Regions from separate parts of the Homo sapiens genome. Here region 2 is linked to region 1. Evidence: read pairs that join two places in POLR2A ChIA-PET (ENCODE). Cell type or tissue: PC-3. All regions are shown on one strand.

The links. ChIA-PET counts read pairs that join two places held together with the same protein. Peaks named below come from ENCODE experiments on the same cell type or tissue, not always from the same donor. Only the 100,000 strongest peaks of a DNase experiment are listed, where the experiment ranks them.
Region 2: POLR2A ChIA-PET joins it to region 1 with 24 read pairs; 2 of 35 experiments call an interaction of 5 or more read pairs at or near these places.

Annotation. Positions count from the first base shown.
Region 1 is chr2:47,326,945-47,330,944 of GRCh38, reverse strand. All of the region lies in intron 3 of EPCAM-DT (EPCAM divergent transcript), which reads left to right. Among named protein-coding and RNA genes, the nearest start is that of BCYRN1, 6.4 kb to the left of the region's middle. In PC-3, no CTCF peak of the experiment used is centred here; no DNase peak of the experiment used is centred here.
Region 2 is chr2:47,420,938-47,424,937 of GRCh38, reverse strand. All of the region lies in intron 6 of MSH2 (mutS homolog 2), which reads right to left. Among named protein-coding and RNA genes, the nearest start is that of MSH2, 20 kb to the right of the region's middle. In PC-3, no CTCF peak of the experiment used is centred here; DNase peaks (open chromatin) are centred at 2,167 and 2,697; H3K4me3 peaks cover 1,006 bases; H3K27ac peaks cover 1,847 bases.

The DNA of each region.
Region 1 (4,000 bases):
GAGACTGGTCTTGGGCCATCCAATCTTCTCTGCCCGCTACAGCTAAGCCTTTTTCTGCCCACTACAGCTTCCCACATGCTGCTTCAATGTTGATATCTTGAAGAGGTTCCAGCCTGGCATGGTGGCTCACACCTGTAATCCCAGCACTCTGGGAGTTCAAGGTGGGAGGATTGCTTGAGCCCAGGAGTTCAAGAACAGCCTAGGCAACCTAGTGAGACCACATCTCTACAAAAAATTTAAAAATTAGCTCAACGTGGTGGTGTGTGTCCATAGTCCCAGCTACTCAGGAGACTGAGATAGGAGGATCACTGGAGCCCACAGGCTACAGTGAGCAATGATTGTGCCACTGCACTCTAGCCTGGGTGACAGAGCAAGACATTGTCGCCCAGAAAAAACAAAAAGAGAAAATAGAAGAGGTTCTTACTGTACAATAGGACTTTTTTTTTTCTTTTTTGGAGTCAGAGTCTTGCTTTGTCACCCAGGCTGGAGTGCAATCGCACGATCTCAGCTCACTGCAGCCTCCGCCTCCTGGGTTCAAGCGATTCTTCTGCCTCAGCATCCTGAGTAGTTGGGGTTACAGGCATGGGCCAGCACGCCCGGCTAATTTTTATATTTTTAGTAGATGGGGTTTCACCATATTGGCCAGGCTGGTCTTGAACTCCTGATCTCAAGTGATCTACCTGCCTCGGCCTCCCAAAGTGATAGGATCACAGGCGTGAGCCACCTCACCCAGCCACAATAAGAGCTTTTTAATGAGAAGAAGACACAAGTCTTGATTGAGAATTTCTCTTCCTGAGAGGAAGTACCAGCATGTTATGGACCTTAGCTGATTTGTCTTTAAAAATCTCAAGCTGTAATAATTCCCAGTTGCTCAGTGCACAGTGAATGAGGCTGATATTTAAACAGAACGCCTCAAAGGCACCCGCTGTGTCCACACTTTCTCCCTGCCTGTCCTATGCCTCTCCAGGTGATGTCCATCTTCTCCTTGAAGCCCTCTCTGGCTGCTCCAGTCCCTGAGCTTTCCTTCCTGCACTCATACAGCATGAGGAAGGCTCCATCTTTTTCTAGATGTGCTATTTTTTTTAGCATTTGCTGTGTGCACTTTAGAGGCTCATTGCCTCTTTGAGACCAAGGATGGCACTGTCCCTTCTCTCTAGTTGCTCTGAGTGCCAAGCACAGCCCTGAACACCAAATACTTTGACTCTTCTGTGGCTACTCAACCCTCCTGGCTGTTCCTTCATCACCCTGGACCGGCCCCCACTCCAGGGTCTTTGCACTTGCTCTCCCTCTGCTTAGAAAGCCCTTCTCCCTGCAATCTGCAGGGGCTTGATTACTCTTCTCTTTCAGGCCTTTGCTCAAATGTCACCTCATCAATGCACCCTTCTCTGACCATCCTATTGAATATTCCAAATCTTTTTTTTTTTTTTTTTTTTTGAGACAGAGTCTTGCTCTTGTCGCCCAGGCTGGAGTGCAGTGGCACGATCTTGGCTCACTGCAACCTCTGCCTCCTGGGTTCAAGTGATTCTCATACCTCAGCATCCTCAGGAGCTGGGATTACAGGCGCCCGCCATCACACCCGGCTAATTTTTGTAGTTTTAGTAGAGGCAGGGTTTTGCCATGTTGGCCAGGCTAGTCTCAAACTCCTAACCTCACGTGATCCACCCGCCTTGGCCTCCCAAAGTGCTGGGATTACAGGTGTGAGCAGGCCAGGAACTATTGTGCCATGGATATTGTTGGTAGCCTATCCATCTTCTATGTCCACATCTGCAGGGGAAGGGGACCCTACCCTCAGCTCCTGGGGTGGTCCCTGGTTGGCACAGTCCATTCTCCTGAGCACAGTCACAGTCTTCAGAGGGGCACCTGGTACCTGAGCTGTCCAATCGGGGAGATTCTTGGGACTCTCACCAGTAATGTTGGTGTAGACTTGTTTCCTGTTCTTCCTGGAGACCTTGTTGGCCTGACTGAGCCATCTGGCCACCAGAGTGAGGATGTGGACAACATAAAGCAGAGGGCAGAACCGAGGGAACCCCAGATAAGGGGAGCCAGACCTGGATTAAGGCAACTCTGAAAGGCAAGACTCTCTGGATACTTTTTAAGGCACTTGGGGACTAAAATAATAGAGAGTCTAACAAAAAAAATTTAAGATGTCCATTATATTGTTCAAAGTATAAAGAAATATGGAAACTCCTTTGCTTACAAACTTCCAGCTTCCAATTAAGCAGAGACCCCAAAGCTATAGCCCAAAGCAAAAGTATGTTGCCTTTAGTAGGGGGCACCTGTCGCCGACTCCCAGGAGTGTGGAGTTGGGAACTAGTTGGCATTTTCAGTTTGTTCTAGAAGTCCAGGACTATGTATCTTGTCTTCTTAACCTGAATGGGATTCTCCCCAGTTCAGGGAACCAGCTGTGAGCTTTTTTTTTTTTTTTTTTTTGAGACAGGGTCTCACTCTGTTGCCCACGCTGGAGTGCAGTAGTACAATCATGGCTCACTGCAGCCTCGACCTTCTGGGCTCAAGCAATCCTCCTGCCTCAGCCTCCCAAGTAGCTGGGACTACAGGCATGTGCCAACACGTCCAGCTAATTTTTGTGTTTTTTGTAGAGATGGGGTTTCACCTTGTTGCTCAGTCTGGTCTCAGACTCCTGGACTCAAGTGATCTGCCTGCCTCAGCCTCCAGAATTGCAGGGATTACAAGCGTGAGCCACCACACCTGAGTTCTCTCTTATTGTAATGAAAGTTTTCAGGGGATCCACATTTCAGCTCCCTGTACCCCTGTAATCACAAGAGGGACCAATGCTGTAATGTCCTCTTAGCAAATAGCCAAGAGCACACAGATCTGACACACGTGGAAGGTATTGTGAGGCTGTGTTCTGAAAAGGAATAGTAAACTAGGAAAAGTTTCTCTTCAAACAAACAAACAAAAACCTGCCCTCTGACAAGCAGGTGCTTCTCTCAGGTTCTTGGCTTCCCAGTTTACTACCTGGCATATCTGTAGCAAATGGTCGCTGAGAACCTGGAAGCAATTCCTCATTTGCAAGTCAATGGCAGATTTTTTTTTTTTCCTTTTTGAGACAGTCTCGCTTTGTTGCCCAGGCTAGAGTGTATGGTGTGATCTCAGCTCACTGCAACCTCAGCCTCCTGGGTTCAAGTGATCCATTCTCCTGCCTCAGCCTCCCGAGTAGCTGGGACTACAGGCATGTGCCACCATGCCCAGCTAATTTTTGTATTTTTAGTAGAAACGGGGTTTTGCCATGTTGGCCAGGCTGCTCTCGAATTCCTGACCTCAAGTGATCCCCTCGCCTTGGCCTCCCAAAATGCTGGGATTACAGGCATGAACCACCACACCGGCCAATTTTTTGTGGTTTTCGTAGAGACAGGATTTCATTACGTTGGCCAAATTGGTCTCAAACTCCTGTCCTCGTGATCCACCCGCCTCGGCTCTCCAAAGTGCTGGGGGATTACAGGCGTGAGCCAATGCGCCAGGCCAATAATCACTGCTGGCATTCTTGAGTGCCCATATGTGCCACACACTGTTTTTGCAAAAATTATAACTGAAGAAATTATGACAGTGAAAGAGATCAGACCTAACCAACTCCATCTTGCTTCTAACCTTTAAGCTGTCCTTGTACATTCCTGGGCATAGGCCGAACTAACTTTGGGAAGGAATTCTGTTCATGGTTTGACTCCGAAACAAAATTGATAACAGCCCTTTTCCAAGGCCCCCTTCTTGCCTGGGGACCAGTCTGCCTTTGCAGGGCTAACACATTAGCTACAAGATTAGAAATTACGGGTTAGTGGTAATGCAGCCTCTGGCTCCAAGAGTCTGAACCTCCTCAAATTGCTCCTGGGGATAACATCACTATTGTAAAACCTAAGATCAGTGCTTGAGATATTTTGTAGACCCTGCACTTGATGGATCAGCTGACATCACCCGGACTGGTTATCTGGCTCAACCTGTTCTGCCATCCCACCCAGGAACAGAAGACAGTAAGAAAAACTCACTT
Region 2 (4,000 bases), 94 kb before region 1:
ATCAAAACATCTCTTTCCTGTTTCTTTTTTGGTTTTTTTTTTTTTGAGATAAAGTTGTGCTCTTGTTGCCCAGGCTGGAGTGCAATGGCTCTGGTCTTGACTCCTGACCTCGGGTGATCCGCTGTCCTCAGCCTCCCAAAGTGCTGGGATTACAGGAGTGAGCCACCGCGCCCGGCGAAACATCTCTTTCCTTTTTGTCTTGTTTCTCCAAAGCCCATGAAGAGAGCTGACACCTCTAGTTTGTCCTTACTGGTTTTAAAAGATACTCAAACAGGCCGGGCACGGTGGCTCTCGCCTGTAATCTCAGCACTTTGGGAGGCCGAGGCAGGCGGATCGCATGGTCAGGAGTTTGACACCAGCCTGACCAACATGATGGAACACCGTCTCTACTAAAAATACAAAACTTAAGCCAGGCACAGTGGCTCACACCTGTAATCCTAGCACTTTGGGAGGCCAAGCAGGTGGATCACCTGAGGTCAGGAGTTCATGACCAGCCTGGCCAACATGGCGAAACCCTGTCTCTACTAAAAATACAAAAATTAGCCAGACGTGGTGGCGACGTGGTGGCACACGCCTGTAATCCCAGCTACTCGGGAGGCTGAGGAAGGAGAATCACTTAATCGCTTGAAACTGGGAGGTGGAGGTTGCAGTGAGCTGAGATCACACCACTGCACTCCAGCCTGCCCGACGGGAGCAAGATTCCATCCAAAAAAAAAAATTAGCTGGGGATGGTAGCCCATACCTGTAATCCCAGCTACTCGGGAGGCTGAAGCAGGAGAATTGCTTGATTGAACCCGGGAGGTGGAGGATGCAGTGAGCCAAGATTGCACCACTACACTCCACAGAGCAAGACTCTGTCTCAAATTAAAAAAAGAAAAAAAGATACTCAAACCACTTCCAAATGATTGGAATGCCTTATCTAGATCAAATCTTCATTAATTTTTCCTTAACAATGGACATATTCTCTCCAAGCTGGATTTCATATACAGCATATCAAACATAATTTTCAGAAAATTCAGAAACAACCATCAGGCTTCTTTCCTTCCTAAGCCCCCCAATTTAAACCCAAATAACAACTGCAATATTCAAAAGAATAAAATGTCAACCTTTCGTTAATTTCCCAAAAATTAACTTTAATTAAAATGAAATTTAAGTTATTTCACAATTTTCACCTATAAAGTAGCATTAAGGACTGGGTGCAGTGGCTCACACCTGTAATCCCAGCACTTTGGGAGGCTGAGGCAGACAGATCACCTGAGGTCAGCAGTTCAAGACCAGCCTGGCCAACATGGCAAAGCCCCATCTCTACTAAAAATACAAAAATTAGCTGGGCGTGGTGGCAGGTGCCTGTAATCCTAGCTACTTGGGAGGCTGAGGCTGGAGAATCATTTGAACCTGGGAGGCAGAGGTTGCAGTGGGCCAAAATGGCACCGTTGCACTCCAGCCTGGGCAACAAGAGCGAAACTCCATCTCAAAAAACAAAAAAAAAAAAAGAGGGAAAGAGAATGTAACATTAAGAAACAAGTAATGGGTAATGGGCCAGGCGTGGTGGCTCAAGCCTGTAATCCCAGCACTTTGGGAGGCCGAGGCGGGCGGATCACAAGGTCAGAAGATCAAGACCATCCTGGGTAACATGGTGAAACCCCATCTCTACTAAAAAATACAGAAAATTAGCCGGGCGTGGTGGTGGGCGCCTGTAGTCCCAGCTACTTGGGAGGCTGAAGCAGGAGAATGGAGTGAACCCAGGAGGCGGAGCTTGCAGTGAGCGGAAACTGCGCCACTGCACTCCAGCCTGGGGGACAGAGCAAGACTCCGTCTCAAAAAAAAAGAAAGAAGTAAAATGGCAAAGAAACGACAAGCTTCTAAAAAACAAAGCACAAAGCAACATACACACAGCACAGCTCCCTCAGCCTTTGGTCCAGATATCATTAAAAGCCTAATAAATTGCTAGTTTCACAAGTCTATTCAACATACGATTGCAGTAATAATTACAGTTTCAGTTTATGTTTCTGGCTAAAAGAAGCTTAAAGAAAAAAACAACTACTCTGCTGTTTCTGTGACAATGCCAATTTAAAAATCACAATTTTAGAAGCATCACAGTTACTGTTGGCATAACATAGTATACTTATCAATCCTACTCAATAAAATGACTCAGCTGTATGCAATTCTGAGAGTCAACATGCGAATTAATATTGCATTAAATTGCATACAGCTGAGTCATTTTGGGGATCAGTTAACTCTTAAAATTCCAACAGAATTAATCAAATTCTTGGGGTTTTTTTTTTTTGGAGACAGAGTCTCACTCTGTTGCCCAGGCTGGAGTGCAGTGGCGCAATCTCAGCTCACTGCAACCTCTGCCTCCCAGGTTCAAGCAATTCTCCTGCCTCAGCCTCCCAAGTAACTGGGACCACAGGTGCACGCCGCCACATGCAGCTAATTTTTTGTATTTTACTAGAGAAGGGGTTTCACCGTGTTGCCCAGGCTGGTCTCGAACTCCTGAGCTCACACCTGTAATCCCAGCACTTTGGGAGGCTGAGGCAGGCCAAGGCAATCCGGCCACCTTGGCCTCCCAAAGTGCTGGGTTACAGCCACTGCACCTGGCCAAATTCTAGGTATTTTAAAATCAACATTCTGTCCCCTCTTTAACCCTACCATTTCTAGGCTTTCATTTTAAGAGCTGACTGGAATTGGTTGGGCATGGTGACTCACGCCTGTAATCCCAGCGCTTTGGGAGGCTGAGGCGGGTGGATGGCTTGAGCCTGGGAGTTCAAGAACAGCCTAGAAAACATGATGAAATCCTGTCTCTGCAAAAAATACAAAAACTAGCTAGTCTTATAACTCAGTCTCTAGATAGATAGATAGATAGATAGGTAGGTAGGTAGGTAGGTAGGTTTTTTTCAAAAGTGCTGACTGGAATTGCCTGACAGCGTATTTAAAAGGCTGAGAGCAAATATGGTTCCTAAAGAACTGTAATTACAAGTCTATAATTCTTTTTTTCATCTGTCCTATATATGGATTAATGAAGTCAAAACCACCCATTTGATACATTAAATAGCAAATACTGTGCTAGGCCTAAAGATTTTTAAAAAGGTTAAGTCCCAAGAGTCCTTATGTTTATACATGCACTTGGAGTGTTGCTCTTTATCCTTTTAAGCTTTTTCTTTTGTCCATTTATAGATTCATCTGAAGCTTTGGTAATTTTTCATTTTTAATGTCAGAATTCTGTAAGGAACATTGAACATATGTTAGCATATAAAATAGTTTATTCTTGTGGAAATGCTGACAAAATAATTTGTGTATTGAATTTGGCATTTTTATTGCCTTCTAGTTTAATATTATTTCTTTTTATATAAAATAAGATTAACATAAGCCAGGCACGGTGGCTCACGCCTGTAATCCCAGCACTTTGGGAGGCTGAGGTGGGCAAATCACAAGGTCAGGAGTTCAAGACCAGCCTGGCCAACGTAGTGAAACCCCGTCTCTACTAAAAAACACAAAAAATAAGCCAGGCGTGGTGGCGGGCGCCTGTAATCCCAGCTACTCAGGAGGCTGAGGCAGGAGAATCACCTGAACCCGGGAGGCGGAGGTTGCAGTGAGCTAAGATTATGCCATTGCACTCCAGCCCTGGCAATAGTGTGAGACTCTGTCTCAAAATAAATAAATAAATAAATAAGATTAACATAGCAATCTTTTTTTTTTTTTTTTTTTTTTTGAGATGGAGTTTTGCTCGTTGCCTAGGCTGGAGTGCAATGGTGAGATCTTGGCTCACCGCAACCTCCGCCTCCCAGGTTCAAGCGATTCTCCTGCCTCAGCCTCCTGAGTAGCTGGGATTACAGGCATATGCCACCACACCCAGCTAATTTTGTATTTTTAATAGAGACAGGGTTTCTCCATGTTGGTCAGGCTGGTCTTGAACTCCTGACCTCAGGTGATCTGCCTGCCTTGGCCTCCCAAAGTGCTGGGATTATAGGCATGAGCCACCTCGCCCAGCCAGAGACAT